Regions from separate parts of the Homo sapiens genome. Here region 2 is linked to region 1. Evidence: chromatin loops called from intact Hi-C (ENCODE). Cell type or tissue: PC-3. All regions are shown on one strand. Each heading gives the region's core, and the rest is flanking DNA. Links, peaks and the distances in the headings are about the cores only.

Evidence for each region. A loop is a pair of places that touch in the nucleus more often than their neighbours do. Peaks named below come from ENCODE experiments on the same cell type or tissue, not always from the same donor. Only the 100,000 strongest peaks of a DNase experiment are listed, where the experiment ranks them.
Region 2: a loop joins it to region 1, with 28 times the contacts of the local background. A loop is called at or near these places in 7 of 110 quality-filtered maps.

The regions. Positions count from the first base shown.
Region 1 is chr19:5,769,804-5,777,803 of GRCh38, forward strand. CATSPERD (catsper channel auxiliary subunit delta) reads left to right here. Exons shown (of 22, transcript NM_152784.4): 19 at 1,141-1,269; 20 at 2,985-3,162; 21 at 6,358-6,512. Among named protein-coding and RNA genes, the nearest start is that of PRR22, 11 kb to the right of the region's middle. In PC-3, for the core only: a CTCF peak has its summit at 4,118 (motif pointing right); DNase peaks (open chromatin) are centred at 4,088 and 6,058.
Region 2 is chr19:5,885,935-5,896,639 of GRCh38, forward strand. It overlaps NDUFA11 (NADH:ubiquinone oxidoreductase subunit A11), which reads right to left. Exons shown (of 4, transcript NM_175614.5): 3 at 10,519-10,641; 4 at 8,741-8,920. The coding sequence ends at 8,808. Among named protein-coding and RNA genes, the nearest start is that of NDUFA11, 13 kb to the right of the region's middle. RefSeq lists an enhancer at 6,322-7,128 and silencers at 6,744-6,803, 7,370-7,570. In PC-3, for the core only: CTCF peaks have their summits at 6,791 (motif pointing left) and 6,992; no DNase peak of the experiment used is centred there; H3K27me3 peaks cover 413 bases.

The DNA of each region.
Region 1 (8,000 bases), core at 1-8,000:
TTTGGCCGGGCAGGGTGGCTCATGCCTGTAATCCCAGCACTTTGGGAGGCCGAGACAGGTGGATCACTTGAGGTCAGGAGTTTGAGAGCAGTCTGGCCAACATGGTGAAATCCCGTCTCTACTAAAAATACAAAAATTAGCCAGGCGTGGTGGCACATGCCTGTAGTCCCAGCTACTCAGGAGGCTGAGGTGGGAGAATTTCTTCAACCCGGGAGGCGGAGGTTGCAGTGAGCTGAGATCACGCCACTGCACTCCAGCCTGGGCAACAGAGCGAGACTCTGTCTCAAAAAAAAAAAAAAAAAGTAATTACGGTTTTTGCCATTGAAAGTAATGGCAAAAACCGGCCGGGCGCAGTGGGTCACCCCTGTAATCCCTGCACTTTGGGAGGCTGAAGTGGGTGGATCACCTGAAGTCAGGAGTTCAAGACCAGCCCAGCCAACATGATGAAACCCACATCTCTACTAAAAACACAAAAAATTAGCCGGGCGTGGTGGTGGGCACTTGTATTCCCAGCTTCTCAGGAGGCTGAGGCAAGAGAATCACTTGAACCCGGGAGAGAGAGGTTGCAGTGAGCTGAGATTGCACCACTGTGCTCCAGCCTGGGCAACAAGAATGAAACTCCGTCTCAAAAAAAAAAAAAAAAGGCAAAAACCTCGATTACTTTTGCACTGATCTAATTTAAGGAGCAGAAATTTTGCTGGGCTTGGTGGCTTATACCTGTAATCCCAGCACTTTGGGAGGCTGAGGTGAGGGAATCACTTGAGGCCAGGAGTTTGAGACCAGCCTGGGCAACACAGCAAGACCTCATCTCTACAAAAATTTAAAATATTAACCATGCGTGGTGGTGCGTGCCTGTAATCCCAGCCACTCGGGAGGCTGAGGTGAGAGGATTGCTTGGGCCCAGGAGGTGGAGGTTGCAGTGAGTCATGACTGCATTACTATGCTCCAGCCAAAAAATTAACTAGAACAGAAGTTCCAATATCATCTGGTCCATGGCTCTCAATCGCCCACCTCAGATGCCACCTCCTGCCACTCTCATGGACGATCCCCATTTGCAAAAAAGAAACTGCGGCTGTGAAGGGTTGGCAGACTGGGCAGGAACTCACAGACTCCCCATCTCTGCTTCTTGGTGTCTTGAAGGGAATTCTACGACCCCGGCTTCCAGGGGCAGCAGTCCTCCGAGGACCTGCACGTGTTTTACTCCTACCAGCAGCTGGGCTGTCCTCTCCTCGTCTACTATGACACCCTATGGAAGCCCGTGGTGGAGCTGTAAGACCCCAGGGGGGTGCTGCAGGGTGGGGACGGTGGCAGGGCCTCATGCTCCCTGGCCCTGGGGTACCAGCCTGGCCCTCCAGGCTCCCCTAGATCCCTCAAAATGATGATGGTCACTGTTTCCCACCGTGCTCCTGCCCCAGCCCCACTGGCCCCCAGGGCCCTCTCCCTGGAACACCTTTTCTTTTTTTGAGACAGGGTCTTGCTCTGTCGCCTAGGATGGAGTGCAGTGGCATGATCTCAGCTCACTGCAGCCTCTGTCCCTTGGGCTCAAGCGATCCTCCCACCTCAGCCTCCCAGGTAGCTGGGACCACAGGTGCCCACCACCACACCCAGCTAATTAGCAGAGATTTGGTTTCACCATGTTGGGCAGGCTGGTCTTGAACTCCTGACCTCAGATGATCCGCCTGCCTTGGCCTCTCAAAGTGTTGGAATTACAGGCATGAGCCACTGCGCCCGGCCGATGGGCTTTTCTTTATGCCTGTGCACTCCTGCTGTCTTCCTGTTCTTTTTTTTTTTTTTTTCCACTCTGTCACCCAGGCTGGAGTGCAATGACATGATCTTGGCTTACTGCAACCTCCACCTCCAGGGTTCAAGCGATTCTCCTGCCTCAGCCTCCCGAGTATCTGGGATTACAGGCGCGTGCCACCATGCCTGGCTAGTTTTTGTATTTTTAGTAGAGATGGGGTTTTACCATGTTGGTCAGGCTGGTCTCGAACTCCTGACTTCGTGATCCACCTGCCTCAGCTTTCCAGAGTGCTGGGATAACAGGCGTGAGCCACCATACCTGGCCATCTTCCTGTTCTTATAAGGACACCAGTCTTATCAGATCAGGGCCCACCCTACATCCTATGACCTCATATAGCTTTTCTTTTTCTTTTCTTTTTTCTTTTTTTCTTTTCTTTTCCTCCCTTTCCTCCCCTCCCTTCCTTCCTTCATTTCCTTCCTTTCTTTCTCTCTCTCTGTTTCCTTTTTTCTTTTTTTTTTTTTGTGTTGGCGTCTTGCTCTGTTGCCCAGGCTGGAGTCCAGTGGCATGAACACAGTTCATTGCAGCCTTAACCTCCCAGGCTCAAGCGGTCCTCCTGCCTCAGCCTCCCAAGTAGCTGGGACTGCAGTTGCATACCACAATGCCCGGTTAATTTTTTTTTTTTTTTTTTTTTTTTTTTTTTTGAGACAGAGTCTCGCTCTGTCGCCCAGGCTGGAGTGCAGCGGTGTGATCTTGGCTCACCGCAAGCTCTGCCTCCCGGGTTCACGCCATTCTCCTGCCTCAGCCTCCCGAGTAGCTGGGATTACAGGCGCCCGCCACTGCGCCCGGCTAATTTTTTTTATTTTTAGTAGAGATAGGGTTTCACCGTGTTAGCCAAGATGGTCTCGATCTCCTGACCTCGTGATCCTCCCGCTTCAGCCTCCCAAAGTGCTGAGATTACGGGCGTGAGCCGCCGCGCCTAGCTCCGAGCAGACTTTTCCTTCCACCCTGTTATCAATGCTCAGTGCTGGCTGCTGCCCATCTCCCCATGCACCCAGCTCTTTCTCCTGGCCTCCCCGCAGCCCACACACGGCATCCTCAGCTGGGAGCGGCAGGCGTCCTTTGGTTTCCTCTCTGTCACCTCCCACCCCCCAAGCGGTTTTGCAGCCGTCCAGGTGGCTGTGGCCCGGGTCTTCCTGGGTTGTCCCTGCTCCCTGCACAGCCCTGCCCCGTGCCTGTGTCCTAGGTGGCGAAAAGACAGTTTCCAGGAGGTCATCGACGCCGAGTATGTGTTACTGGAGGTGAACGGGCAGTTCTCATACTCCTATTCCCTGACGGCCCAGTCGGCCATGTGTACCTCCCAGCCGCAGAACTGGACCACCATGATAAAGGAATTCGGGGGGCCCTTCTTCTGGAACAGAGAGGTAACAGGACCCTAGGATCGTTTCCAGAAGAATCAGCAGCCCACCAGGGGGTGGGAGAGTGCGTGAGGACACCGTGCGGCCATGGAACTGAGTATGGAATGAAAGAGTTGGGGCGCGGTGGCTCACGCCTGTAATCCCAGCACTTTGGGAGGCTGAGGCAGGTGGATCATGAGGTCAGGAGTTTGAGACCAGCCTGGCTAACATGGCAAAAGCCCGTCTCTACTAAAAATACAAAAATCAGTCGGGCATGGTGGCGGACACCTGTACTCCCAGCTACTCAGGAGAATCACTTGAGCCTGGGAGGCAGAGGTTGCAGTGAGCACAGATCACGACTGCAAAAGACTCGAAGGTCCTTTAGGGGATCTAGCAGGAACCCCAATTCCTTTTAGGGGTGTACAAGGCCTTTGAGGATTTAAGGAACTGACCGAAGGACGGGAAATGCAGGCACCAAGGTGTTCAGGGGGCTTTGCTGATGATGAGAAATGCCTGGGACCATCCCAATGCTTGCTACTGAGGGATGGATGGAATTCCCGGGCTGTCTTACTCAGTGTGCATCTGTTTTATTTTTATTTCTTTTAGGCAGGGTCTCACTCTGTCTCCCAGGCTGGAGTGCAGTGGTGCAATCTCAGCTCACTGAAGACTCAAGCCTCAAGTGATCCTCCCACTTCAGCCTCCCAATTAGCTGGGACTACAGGTGTGTGCCACCATGCCCAGCTAATTTTTGTATCTTTTTTTTTTTTTTTTTGTAGAGGCAGGGCTTCAGTATGTTACACAGGCTGGCTTTGAACTCCTGGGCTGAAGCGATCCTCCCATGGATTATAGGTATAAGTCACCACGCTCAGCCTCAGTGTGTATTTCTATCATACGAGTGATGTCCTGTCCCTACAAAGAGATTGCATCAGTCCACGTGTATCTTCCCGGGACACAATGTTTTGTATCAGGAATGCAGTGCATGCAGCAAAGCCACCAGCAGATGGTGTCCTGGCTCTTTTTTTGCATTTGCTTTTTTTTTTTTTTTTTGAGACGGAGCCTCACTGTGTCCCCCAGGCTGGAGTGCAGTGGCGCAATCTCAGCTCACTGCAACCTCCACCTCCCGAGTTCAAGCAATTCTCCCGCCTCAGCCTCCTGAGTAGCTGGACTTACAAGCACCTGCCACCACGCCCGGTTAATTTTTGTATTTTTAGTAGAGACGGGGTTTCACCGTGTTGCCCAGGCTGGTCTTGAACTCCTGACCTTGTGATCCGCCCGCCTCGGCCTCCCAAAGTGCTGGGATTATAGGCGTGAGCCACTGCGCCCGGTCGGCTCTGTTGGTATTTCTATATGCATTCTTCATATGGGCTGTCTCATTGCAAATTGCATGAGTGCATTTAAGAGATGGCCCCATTACTATTTTTTTTCCATCAGCTGTGGTGAGTGGCTGCTTTTGTAGAACATGAAGTTTTCCTGGACAGGCACAGTGGCTCACGCCTGTAATCCCAGCACTTTGGGAGGCCAAGGTGGGCAGATTACTTGAGGACAGGAGTTCAAGACCAGCTTAACATGGCAAAACCCCGTCTCTACTAAAAATACAAAAATTACCTGGGCATAGTGGTGCACGCCTGTAATCCCAGTTACTGGGGAGCTTGAGGCAAGAGAATCGCTTGAACCTAGGAGGTGAAGGTTGCAGTGAGCCGAAACTGCACCACTGCACTCCGGCCTGGGCAACAGAGCGAGGCTGTTTCTCAAAAAAGTAACATAAAATAAAATTTAAAAATAAATAAATAAAGAGTGGCCAGGTACTGTGGCTCACGCCTGTAATCCCAGCACTTTGGGAGGCCGAGGTGGATGGATCACTTGAGGTCAGGAGTTAGAGACCAGCCTGACCAACATGGTGAAACCCCGTCTCTACTAAAAGTACAAAAATTAGCAGGGCATGATGGTACCCACCTGTAGTTCCCGCTACTTGGAAAGCTGAGGCAGGAGAATTGCTTGAACCTGGGAGGTAGACATCGCGGTGATCCCAGATGACACCACTGCACTCCAGCCTGGGGGACAGCAGAAGAAAATGTCTCAAAATAAAAAAGTCATTGGAAGCGCCTGACTCTCACCCAGGCTAAGTTATTAAGCCTCCAGCCTCCACAGCCCAGGAAGGCCTGAAAGCAGGCATGTGGCAGACTGCCACGGTTACTACTTGAGACGGTCACTACAACAGTTACTACTGCTACTACTTGAGACCTTCGTTACAAGACTGAAGGAAGGGGGAACGAATGTAGAAATGAAAACTTAAGACAAAAGAAACTGTTTTAAAGAAGAGGCATGGGGAAGAAGAGAGCTCCCCGCTTCTAGTGAGTAAAGGCAGTCCCTCAAGCTTCCACAGACCTGCGTATTTATTGAGTAGAAACAGCAGGGAGGGGCCAGGCGAGGTGGCCACGCCTGTAATCCCAGCACTTTGGGAGGCTGAGGTGGGTAGATCACAAGGTCAGGAGATTGAGACCATCCTGGCTTACATGGTGAAACCCCATCTCTACTAAAAATACAAAAAAAAAAAAAAAAAATTTGCTGGCCACGGTGGCGGGCACCTGTAGTCCCAGCTACTCGGGAGGCTGAGGCAGGAGAATTGCATGCATCCGGGAGGCAGAGCTTGCAGTAAGCCGAGATCGCGCCACTGCACTCCAGCCTGGGCAACAGAGTGAAACCCCATCTCAAAAAAAAAAAAAAAAAAAGAAAGAAAAGAAAGAAAGAAAGAGCAGGGAGGAGCAGGTAACGATTGGTCAGCTGGTTAATTGATTACAGGTTCATATTATTACTAATAGGCTTCAGATGTACCAAATCAGAAGAAACACTGTGCCTGGCTCGTGACCGCCCTCAGCATTCCTTCTGGGCGGCAGACGCAGTTTGTCAGTTTGCCAACATTCTGCTTTTATGAGAAAGTTTGCTGTTTACTCATATGGCCTCCAGTGGTATACGGAGTTGATCACCACCCTCAATCTTTCGGCCTCCAACAGAGGCAGGTGAGATGGAGGCTGAGCAGCCTCCATCCACTCTTCTCTGCAGGGAGCATGAACCTGCCCACACCATGGGCACTTGGCCCCAGAGTCCCACCCATGCGTGCCTAATGAGGACTGGGGTGGGTGCAGGGCCTCCGCAGGGAGGAGGGAGGCTCAGGGCCCCCTCCCCAGTCCCTAGGGCCAGTGGGCATGTCTCTGTCCCCCACAGAACTATGTGAGCTGCCACGACCCCAACAACAATGCCCCTTTGAGGTGGCCAGACGTCCAGTATCAGATCTTGGGCGGCCGGACAGCAAACCAGATCATTTTCGGCCACAATGGCTTTTATGTCTTCTACATTTCGATCGTGGATCCGTACTACAGGTGAGTGGGCCCATCTGCCCCTACGACAGGGGACGCCTGGTGCCCCTGGGGGCAGGTCACCCGTTTCGGGGGACATGCAGGTCCTGGCTAAACCTGAATTCCCCCAACAGCCCAGGCCGTCCCCAGGACAAGTGATGTTTTAAGTTCTGGGTGACATTTGTTCCCATGTGAACTAAATACTCATTTCAGAGTCCTGCACTGAGTGCTGGGGGAACAGCAGTGACCAGAGGCTGTGCCGCTGCCCTGGCGCACCTGAGTCGCCCTCTCCTACTCCCCATGGCTAGAGTGTGCTGATGGCTGTGGGCCAGAGCTGGCTCAAACTGGCTCACCAGGAGTAGACTCTCAAATATTCAGGAATCTTCAGCCTGGCCAACCTGGTGAAACCCCGTCTCTACTGAAAATACAAAAATTAGCCGGCTGTGGTGGCAGGTGCCTTTAATCTCAGCTACTCGGGAGGCTGAGGCAGGAGAATCGCTTGAACCCGGGAGGCAGAGGTTGCAGTGAGCTGAGATTGCGCCACTCACTGGCCTCTAGCCTGGGTAACAGAGCGAGACTCCATCTCAAAAAAAAAAAAAAAAATTCAGGAATCTTACACCAATCAATTTCATGTCAGTGGCTTCGAATCAGCCACAGTGGAAATATTTACACTACGGGAATTGGCAGACACTACCCAGGAGGCCTTTCCCCTCTGAGAGCCAGTTGTTAAATATTTAGCACTGACAGGTGCTGAGGAGATTATAAAGCCACATCGAAGCCATGCCATGTGGATCAGTGTGTCCCTTTGGAAGGGGGACACCAGGTGGAAATCTTCCTCATATCCTCACCCCTACTGGAAGTCATTGTCACTTATCACCTGTCCTCTCCAGTAGGATGAAAGTTCACCCCCTGAAAAAAAAACACGTGGAGGTCCTGCCTTCTCTAGAGGCCCCAGACTAGGAGGATCAGCTCCGGGGTGGCAGCAGGTGGAAGGCACTGGGTAGGGTGAGGATGTCCACCAGAGAGAGGAGACATGTGTGGGACTCTCCCGTGCCACAGGTGCTCCCTGCATCACGTGACCTGCACTGTCCCCCTCCCTGCCGTGGATTCTGTGACACCCCTGAACCTTTCCTGCCCTGACCTAGCCTCCACTGTCACCCACCACTTCCTAGTTGTTGATGGACCATTTAGTTAATTTGCCCCTTCCGCCCTCTCTAGCCAGAGCCTGGGCATTGGGGGAGAATAGGGATCCTGGTGACAGCTGCCAGAGGGCATGGAGAGGATGGCTGACTCAGAACCCATAAAAGTCGGCCTGGCACAATAGCTTACGCCTGTAATCCCAACACTTTGGGAGGCCAGGACAGGTGGATCACTTGAAGTCAGGAGTTCGAGACAAGCCTGGCCAACATGGAGAAGCTCCGTCTCTACTAAAAATTAGCCAGGTGTGATGGTGGGCGCCTGTAATCCCAGCTACTCGGGAGGCTGAGGCAGGAGAATCGCTTGAACCCGGGA
Region 2 (10,705 bases), core at 1,869-9,868, 120 kb after region 1:
ACCTACTCGGGAGGCTGAAGCAGGAGAATGGCGTGAACCCGGGAGGCAAAGCTTGCAGTGAGCCGAGATGGCGCCACTGCACTCCAGCCTGGGCGACAGAGCGAGACTCCGTCTCAAAAAAAAAAAAGTGCTGAGAAAAAAAAAATGGACAAAATAGAAGACTTTGGATGGGTTTGAAAAGGCTGGGGTGGCAGGGGTGGTGGCTCTAGATTTCAGGCCAGGCCATCGCTCTGCCTGCTGCCCCTCAGTTTGGGCTGAATCCCCCACCAGGCCCCCCAACGAGGCCCCCCAGAGCCCTGCTCTTGTCCTGGCTCACACCTTTCCTACTCTGGTTCAGCGAGGGTTCAGACCAGTGGGGACCCCTGGAAGGTGAGATGTGGGCTGGGCTGGGGCCAGGGACAGGGCCAGGCCTGCCGGAGCCCCTTGCAGCTCGGCCCGACCACCCAGCTTTCCAGGAAGCCCGAGGGGAGGCTTGGCTGGCTCAGAGGAAGGACCTGTGTGCGCCAATGGTGGGGCTGGGGGCCAAACCAGGCCCCTCTGAGCGCCCACGCTCTGAGGAGGACCACAGCAAGTGGAGGGAGGCTGGCTAGAAAAGAGATACACAGGGAGGAAGGCCCGAGCTTCCCTATGCCTCAGTTTCCCCATAGGCCAAATGGCTCGCTGGCTGTGTGGCCCTTGTGGACACAGGGGATGCCTGAGATGATGTGGGACCAGGGAACTATGGCTCCACTGGGTCCTAGCCTTGGACGCCAAGCCAGATAGGATAAGGGGGGGCAAGTCCCGCCCTGACTTCTGGAGCCCTGAAGTAATGACTAACCCGGCTTTAGGCTTTAAGGCTGGGGCCTCCTACCAGAACACAGCCAGGAGAGAGTCACGTCCTCTTTCCTAAGATCTCTACCCCTGTCTACTCCCTCTTCCTCCCTCTGTGCTCTGCTGGGGACCCTGTGGGTACAGGGATGTGGCACCCCCAAGGCATTCAGGGCTCTGGGCCTCTCTTTTTTTAGAGACAGGGTCTCGCTCTGTCACCCAGGCTGGAGTGCGGTGGCAGGATCATAGCTTACTGCAGCCTCGAACTCCTGGGCTCAAGCGATTCTCCTACCTTAGCCTCCTAAGTAGCTGGGACTACAGGTGTGTACCACCATGCCTGGCTCCAGCCCCCTTTTTGGCTCTTTTGGGGGTACCCTAGTGGGCCAGTGTTGGTCCCAGGGGTCTTTGTCAGGACAAGGGAAATGTTTGGCCCAGAAGTGCCTGTCTATGGTTTAAGCAAGATCTGCAGCTGGCCACAGTGACTCCCGCCTGTAATCCCAGCACTTTGGGAGGCTGAAGCAGGAGGGTCACTTGAGGCCGGGAGTTCAAGACCAGCCTGGACAACACAGTGAGACTCCATCTCTACAAAAAATTTAGAAATTAGCCAGGTGTGTTGGTGCATGCCTGTAGTCCCAGCTTCTTGGAAGCTGAGGCAGAAGAATCGTTTGAGCCCAGGAGTTTGAGGTTGCAGTAAGCTATGATCTCACCACTGCACTCCAATCTGGGCAACAGGGCAAGACCTTGTCTTCTTCTTATTTTTTGAGATGGAGTTTTGCTCTTGTCACTCAGGCTGGAGTGCAGTGGCTCGATCTCAGCTCACTGCAACCTCCACCTCCTGGGTTCAAGTGTTTCTCCTGCCTTAGTCTCCTGAGTAGCTGGTATTACAGGCTCACACCACGATGCCTAGCTGATTTTCATTTATTTATTTATTTATTTTGTTTATTTTTTTTTGGAGATGGAGTCTTGCTCTATCACTCAGGCTGGAGTGCAGTGACGCAATCTCGGCTCACTGCAACCTCCGCCTCTCAGGTTCAAGCGATTCTCATGTCTCAGCCTCCCAAGTAGCTGGGATTACAGGCACCTGCCACCACGCCTAATTTTTGCATTTTTAGTAGAGACCGGGTTTTGCCATGTTGGCCAGGCTGGTCTCGAACTCCTGGCCTCAAGTGATCTGCCAATCTCAGCCTCCCAAAGTGCTGAGATTACAGGTGTCAGCCACTGCGCCTGGCTAAGACCCTGTCTTTCTTTTTCTTTCTCTTTTTTTTTTGAGATGGAGTCTCACTCTGTGGCCCAGGCTGGAGCGCAGTGGCGCGATCTCGGCTCACTGCAAGCTCCGCCTCCCAGGTTCACGCCATTCTCTCGCCTCAGCCTCCCGAGCAGCTGGAACTACAGGCGCCCGCCACCACACCCCGCTGAATTTTTTTTGTATTTTTTAGTAGAGACAGGGTTTTTCTCCATGCTAGCCAGGATGGTCTCGATCTCCTGACCTCGTGATCCGCCCACCTCGGCCTCCCAAAGTACTGGGATTACAGGCGTGAGCCACCACGCCCGGCCAAGACCCTTTCTTAAAAAAAAAAAAAAAAAATACACACACACACACACAGTAGTTGCTTCATGATGGGTGTATGTTTGGAGAAATTCGTCATTAGATGATTTTGTCATGCACAAACATCCCAGCGTACACACGCCTAGATGGTAGAACGTACTGCACACCAGGCTTCATGGTACTGTCTACTGCTCCCAGGCTATAAACCTGCAGAGCATGTGACTGTACAGAATACTGTGGGCAACTGTAACATGATGACAAATATTTGTCTCTAAACATCCACAAACAGAAAAGGTACAATAAAAATATGGTATAAAATCTTATGGGAGCCGGGTGCGGTGGCTCACACTTGTATTCCCAGCACTTTGGGAGGCCGAGGCGGGCAGATCACTTAAGGTCAGGAGTTTGAGACCAGCCTGGCCAACTTGATGAAACCCCATCTCTACTACAAATACAAAAGAATTAGGCGGATGTGGTGGCGGGAGCCTGTAATCCCAGCTACTCGGGAGGCTGAGGCAGAGAATTGCTTGAACCCAGGAGGTGGAGGTTGCAGTGAGCCGAGATCTCCCCACTGCACTCCAACCTGAGTGACAGAGTGAAACTCCATCTCAGAAAAAAAAAACAAAAACAGGCCGGGCGCAGTGGCTCATGCCTGTAATCCCAGCACTTTGGGAGGCCGAGGCGGGCGGATCACGAGGTCAGGAGATTGAGACCATCCTGGCTAACACGGTGAAACCCGGTCTCTACTAAAAATACAAAAAAATTAGCCGGGCGTGGCAGTGGGCGCCTGTAGTCCCAGCTACTCAGGAGGCTGAGGCAGGAGAATGGCGTCAACCTGGGAGGCGGAGCTTGCAGTGAGCCACTGCACTCCAGCCTGGGTGACAATGTGAGAGAGCAAGACTCTGTCTCAAAAAACCAAACTAAACAAAAAAAAAGAAAAGAAAAAAAAAGAAACAAAAACAAAAACAAAAAACAACAAATTAACTGAGTGTGGTGGTGGGCACCTGTAATCCCAGATACTCGGGAGGCTGAGGCTGGAGAATCGCTTGAACCCCTAGGCGGCAGAGACTCAGTGTCAAAAAAAAAAAAAAAAAAAAAGTCTCATGGGACTCCCTTCACATATGTGGTCCGTCAGTGACCGAAATGCTGTTATACTGCACATGACTGTTTGCTGAATGAACTCTGAGTCTTGCCCCCGGGTCTGGAGGGCTTCTCTTCCCGTGCCTTCCCGCACTCCACTGCAGCCATCATCTCATGTGGGGAGAGTGAGAAGGACCCTGATCCCCCTCCGAGAGCCTATACCACCCAGGCAGCAAAGCAGGGCCAGGCAGGGTGCACAGCCACCCCCAAGTGGTTCTCAGGCCCCACCTCTGGACCTCCTACCCTTTGCAGACCTGGAGATTCATTCATTTGTTTATCCATTCATTCATTCCACACATAGTTCTGGAGCCCTGCTGCGTTCCTCGGCTGGGTGCCGGGGTGTAGGCAGAGGATATAACAGCCAGGATACGTCCCAGTCCTCAAGGAGGTGCACATAAATAACACACGTGATGGTGACGTGGGACTTAGAAACTGGCAGGGGCTACGGGCAAAACTAGAAGGCAAATGAGTGTGGAGTGCTGGTGGCCTGGGGACGGGGGATGAGGAGGTGGCTTGTGAGCTGAGAATTGAAGGAGGTGAGGGGTGAGCTTGGGGACATCTAGGGGACAGGCATTGCAGGCAGAGGGTATGGACTATGCAAAGGCCCTAGGGCAGGACTGTGCCAGGGGTTTTGGAGGAAGAGTGAGGAGGCTGGTGGGGCTGGAGCAGTGAAGAGGGGAGGGGAGGAGAGGGAGGGGAGGGAGAGGAGGGGTCGGGACACACAGGGCATAGTGGGCTGTAGAGAGGATTTGGGCTTTTCCCCCAAGTGGGGTGGGAGCCATGGAGGACTGTGGGCAGGGGAGGGGCGGGACCTGACTTAGGGGCTCACAGGCGCCTTCTGGCTCAGGGGGTAGCCGGGTGACCAGGGCAGAGGGGACTACGCTTGTCGTGATGATGGAATCAGACTAGAGGCAGATCTGGGACAGATTCTGAAGGCAAAGGGGCTCGAGATGCGGGGAGGGCGGGAGCAGCTCTTCAGTCCCAGGAGGGGCACACATCAGCCCCGTGGGGTCTTCTCAGCTGTGTCCCACCCCAATCATGTCAAACACATTTATAGGAGCCCACAGCCCACACTCAACACAAGTTTAAAGGAGTACAGTTGTGCTCAAGTTGGCAGCGAAAACACCTTCCTTTCTCAGTGAGGTATTTTCTTTTTTTTTTTTTTTGAGACGGAGTCTCACTCTGTCGCCCAAGCTGGAGTGCAGTGGCGTGATCTTGGCTCACTGCAAGCTCCGCCTCCCGGGTTCACGCCATTCTCGTGCCTCAGCCTCCCGAGTAGCTGGGACTACAGACGCCCGCCACCATGCCAGACTGTTTTTGTATTCTTAGTAGAGACAGGGTTTCACCGTGTTAGTCAGGATGGTCTCAATCTCCTGACCTTGTGATCCGCCCGCCTCGGCCTCCCAAAGTGCTGGGATTACAGGCGTGAGCCACCGCGCCCAGCCCTTAGTGGGGTGTTTTCGCTCCAATCTCCAAGACCACTAAGAAAGTCTTAAAGGAACAAATTGCCATTTTCCAAACAATAGCTATTCTTAGGAGAAGTAACACTTCTTTTAGCTACTGCCAGGCCCTGGGAAGTCACCTCCCGGGCCTCAGTTTCCTCATCTGTAAAATAGGACTAATGCCTAACAGAGCTCACGCACGGCTGCGCAGACTAAAATGAGCCAAAAATAATAATAACAACTGCACCTGCCTGGCAGGTGGGAAAAGCTTGATGTTCCCCACCCCCACCCCCCTTTTTTTTGTCTTGTGAATGTTTTCTTGGCTCACCCAAGAGCTTAGAGACCCCCGGCGGCGGGGCCTGGGTCAGCGCCAGCCCAGGCCAGCGTTATTTATTTATTTATTTTTGATACAAAGTCTCGCTCACTGTCTCCCAGGCTGGAGTACAGTGACATGATCTCGGCTCACTGCAACCTCCACCTCCCAGGTTCAAGGGATTCTCATGCCTCAGCCTCCCAAGTAGCTGGGATTACAGGTGCCTGCCACCACACCTGGCTTATTTTTGTATAGTAGAGACAGGGTTTCACTGTGTTGGCCAGGGTGGTCTGAAACTCCTGACCTCAAGTGATCCCCCAGCCTCGGCCTCCCAAAGTACTGGGATTACAGGCCTGAGCCACGGCGCAGGGCCAGGCCGGTGTTCTTGGAGCCTTGTCTCTGCTGGGGATGTGTCTCCAGGGATGGATTCTCGGGAAGCAAGTGTGTGCCCTGCAGCCCCCAGGCACCTCTCCTGGACCAGGAGGCCCCTGATCGCCCACTGCTCTCCCTCACAGCAGGCCTCTGCTGTTGCTGTGTGCTCTGCCTGGACCAGCCTCCCGCTGGGTACACATGGAAAAGCCTCTTCATCCTTGGGCCCTCTCTGCTGTGCCGCCTCCTCCTCTAGGAAGCCCTCCTAGCTCCCCAGGGAGGCTCTGCCCCTCCTCAGTTCCAGCCCTGACTGCCTGGGGCTGGGAAGGGCTCCATGAAGTTCAAGGTAAACTCAGGAAGGGTCCCCCACAGCCCCTCAGGGAGCCTGCTGGGACCGATGTTCCAGACGGGGGCCCTCTTGTGTGTGGGGTGGGAGTGACGTCAGCCCTCCACAACCTAGTAAATGTTTATGGGCCGGGGGGCCTCGGCTTTGGGGTTCCCTGGAGCCCAGCAAGAGACCACCCCCTCGTGTTCCATTCTGGGGGGCCCGTCCTGCAGGCGAGGTGGGGGCGCCTGGCAGGCCTGCGCCAACCCTGGCGGCTAGCCCGGAATGGGCTGGGTGGGCGGCGAGCACAGCTCCTGGTCTGAGCCGTCGGCTCCCTTGAACACAGGGAGGCACCTGGGGCTGGGAGGTGCGAAGGGGCGTGCGGCCTTTAAATTTCAAGCTCCACTACCCAGGGTGGGCCTCAGCGCGCGCATCCGTGGAAGAGGGCTAAGAGATCTGGTACAGGGTTTGGGCCGCACACGGGCCTGGAGGGCCGGGGAAGGGCTTGCAGGGGGCGGAGGCCTGCGTGGAACCAGTCCCAGAAGCGGCCATGGTGCAGGGCTGAGGGTGACCGTCGTGGGGACGTGGACTAGTCTTTCCTCCTGTCCAGCCTTCGGTGTCCTTGGCTGGAGGTTTGGGGCTGTATTGCCCATTCCTAGAAGCCATCACTTCCCGGCTGCGGTGGGCAGGATGCATGGGAAGGAAGGGGGATGAGGGACAGACAAGGCCTGGAGTGCGGAGGAAGGGATGGAATCTGACGCCTGTGGTCACCGCGGGGCTGGGGGCCTGGGGATGACCGCCCGGGTCCACACTGCCCAGCAGGCCGTGCTGTGGTGGGCGCTGCCCCCTGCCGGCCGCAGTAGAGACAGAGGCCGGTGCCCTCGAGTGGATGCGATGCCCGTGAGTGGATGGGATGCCTGCAGGGAGGTGGAATCGTCTTTCTTTGTGGGGCATCTCTGAGGGGCCCTTATTCCCATTTACCAGGTGGGAAAGCTGAGGCCTGGGTGCTGCCGTCCTCTGAGGACAGAACAAGGAAAGAATCAAGTTCTGGGGTTCGAACCCAGAGTGTTTAACAATGACTCTATTAGGGCTTGGACAGGTGTCAGGGCCCCTGCCCCTCTGGGTGCGGGGTGGGTGTGTCCGCCCTTTCTCAGGGAGCCCGAGGCCCGGGCACCCAGCTCCGGAAGTGGACGTGACCCTGAGCTGTTGCATGCCCCCCTTGTGCTGGAACACGCGTGGACATCTGTGCTCTCTCCAGAGAGGACTTCGAGGCAGGCGCTGGAAGAAGGGACCCAGAATCTCTGTACACAGTGGCTCATGCCTATAATCCCAGCACTCTGGGAGGCTGAGGTGTGAGGACTGCTCGAGGCCAGGAGTTTGAGACCAGCCTGCACAACACAGTGAGATCCTGTCTCTACAAAAAATAAAAATAAAAACAATTAGCTGGCTGTAGTGGTGCACACCTGCAGTCCCAGCTACCAGGGAGGCTGAGATGAGAGAGTCGCATAAGCCAGGAAGGTCAAGGTTCCAGTGAGCCATGATCCTGCCACTGCCCTCCAGCTTGAGAGACAGAGCAAGACTATGTCTCAAAAAGACGAATTTTTGGTAGAGACAGGGTCTCACTGCGTTGCCCAGGCTGGTTCCAAGCTCCTGGCCTCAAGCAATCCTCCCACCTCAACCTCCAAAAGTGCTGAGATTACAGGCTCAAACCACCAGGCCCAGCCTACAACATTTTTTAAAAAAATTAACCAGGCATAGTGGCGGTGGCCATAGTCCTGGCTACTCGGGAGGCTGAGGTGGGAGGATTGCTTGGGCCCGGGAGTTCCAGGCTGAGTTACTACTCGGGGGTGGACAGAGAAGGATATGAGGCTGAAAGTGAAGTTTGGCTTTTCACATCTAGGCCCCGCGGATGGGCTTGAGAAAAGGGAAGAGATGGGGCCGGATACGGGTCAGGAGGGCCATAGCCAGCCCTGCCGGTTCCTGCTGTCCCCGGCCCACCAGCAGGGCCCAGATCCATCCCAGCCAGGGCTGTGCACAGCTCCGCTCCCCTGGGTGGAGCCTGGAGCGCCCTAATTTGCAGCCCACCGCAGCATGTGGGAGCTTGCAGGCTTCCTCTCCAGCTGCCAGGGAGCATGAGCCAGTTCTGGAGAAGGGGCCCGGGGTGGTGCCAGCATTCCAGGGCCACCTAAATCACTGGCCTGACAGGTGGCAGGAAGGGATCGCAATTCTTTCCCTTGTCGCTGCCACCAGCCAGGTGCTGAGGGGGGTCCTGTCCCGCTCTGCCCTAGCCCCAGGGGCTGCGAGTGACCTGCCGGATGGGGACGGCTGCTGGACCAGCCTGTCCGGGGCTCTCCGCTCCAGTGCCCAGGAATTTGGAGACAGGGCCTGGGCGTGTTTTCCACATGTTGTTGGCTTTGGGGACAGGCCCAGAGAAAGGATGGCTCAAGATCTGCAGGGGGGTTGTGACCAGAGCCCACAGCGCTGAGGGAAGGGCTGTGGGCGGCAGGGCCCATTTTCCACTTGCTGGCAGGTCACTGGCACGCTCCTGCCCTGCCCTGGGAACTGGGGGAAGCAGAGGCTGGGGCGCATCCCAGCCGTCTCCCCTCCTGGGCTCCCGATGGCCCCAGCCTGATGCACTACCAGTTCTGTGGGGCCAGGCTGGTACCCTTGGCAGGGACGGCAGGCGGCAGGCAGGCGCGTGTGCAGGGGGCCTTATCTTATCTCCCTTCCTCACTCCCTCCCAGATCCGCCCTCACCGGCTGCTGTGTCGCCGTCATCAAGCCCTCCGGACACTGACACACACACAGACACAGAATTTATTTCTGGACGCATTCTGCAGGCTGGAGGTCCCGGCAGGCACAGGGCTCACACCTTGGGTTTTGCAAACACCTCCCAGCCCTCCAGCCGGCCCATCTTGACCAGGGAGGCCGCTATGCCAAAGTACACGCAGGCGGCGGCGCCAATCCCGTAGTTGTGCGCTGTGGGAGTGGGGAGGTGATGTCAGGCCCGGGTGGGGCTCGGCCGGACCAAGACGCTCCACGCCCTGGCCGGTGCCCACCCTGGGAGCCAGACTGAGACCCCTGACAGGACACTCTCTTCAGGGATTAAGTCACTCAGGAAGAGGGCCCTAGACTCTGGAGATGTGGAAACTGATGCACAGAGGGAGGCCGGAGTCCAGGTTGCTTCCCAGCAGGAACCCAGGCTGTGGGTCCTCATCCCGCCCCACACTGACTTCCCCCTGCGAGGACACCGTGCTGCCCCCAGCTGGGGCTGGGGCAAGGCTGGGCACCGGGCCATGGTGACACATCGGTGTGTCTCAGTCTCTCCTTTGCCCATGGATGCCAGGGCCAGGCCACGCATCTGTCCCGTGGTCTGTGTACCGAGGAGCCCCGACAGTGCCCCCACTTCTCCAGGCTCTCCTGCTCCGAAGCCTCCGGGCCAGAGGAGGAAGGAGGTGTGTCCCCACACACCAGGACCTAAAGGGACTCACACTCTTTGAAGAGAGACAGGGAGGCTGGCTTGGGGACAGGGAGCAGTTCCAGCCTGAGCTGGGCTACAGTCAAGACCTCAACCCACCTGCAACCTCTGACCAGTTCCAGTGGGAGCTGGGGAGGGACAAGGCCTCCCCAAGGTCTTGACGCAGAGACAGCAGTGACGGCGTACGCCCTGCCCTCGCACCCTCCCTCTCTGCCTGCCTGGAACCTGCCATTCATCACTCCCAACATGCCAGGCCAGAGCGGCTGAGCTGCAAGAGGGCTCGTTCACTCCTCCCGCTGGCCCTGAGGGCCCGAGCCTTGGCGGGCTGGGGGTAGGCCAGGGGCACAGGCGGGCACTGACGCTGAGCCCGGGCCCATGGGAGGGCAGGAGTGATGTCTGGCTCATGCTCCAGACGGGCTCCCCTGTGCCAAGCGTGGCCTTCTCCACCAGGGCTGCACCCTCTGATGGCTGCAAAGAAGGCCACTTGCTCCTCCAGGTGACCTCGGGCCACTTAATTCCCTCCCTGAGCCCTAATACCCTTTTCTGTAAAGTGAAGGTTGCGGGGGCAGCTCCCCTGCAGGGCTCCAGGTGCAGGGAGAGAGATGGCAGGGCGAGACTCCATCCATCCTCCTCTCTGACTCACAGGCCAGTGGCAGAGACAGGGGGTGACCTTGGTGACCTGTGTCCTCTGACAAGGCACACAGAAGGAAGGCGGCACAGAGCGAGGGCGGCGGGGATGCTGGCTTGTACACAGGGTGGTCAGGACAGTGAGGGGAACAGCATTCCACGCAGTGCACTGCCCATGCAAAGGCCCTGGGGCAGGACTGTACCTGGCATGTGGGAGGAGCAGTGAGGAGGCCCGTGTGGCTGGAGCAGAGTGAGGAGGGGAGGGTGGGGAGGGGACAGGGCAGGTCAGGGAGGGCCACAGTAGGTGCTTAAGCAGCAGCAGCAGCTGTCGCTATGACTGAAATGGCTGGTGTTCAAGAAGGCTGCTTTACTTCTTGTCCGGGATGGAACAGAGAGGGTGGAGGATGAGCAGAGGTCAGGGGTCATTCTGCCAGGCTGGGAGGAGGGTGGGGGTGGGGAGGGGGCCACTCACTGCGTGCTCCCAGAGTCAGGCCTCCGGCGCAGCCACCGAGGAAGTAGTTCAGGGGGTCGTCGGGCTTCTCGCGGACATGGGCGCTGATGCAGGTGGTGAGGCCAAACACGGCCCCGACAGCAGCTGCGGGGTAGACGGGAAGAGCAAGGGCCTCGAGACGGGCACAGCAGGAGCCTCTTGGGCGCTC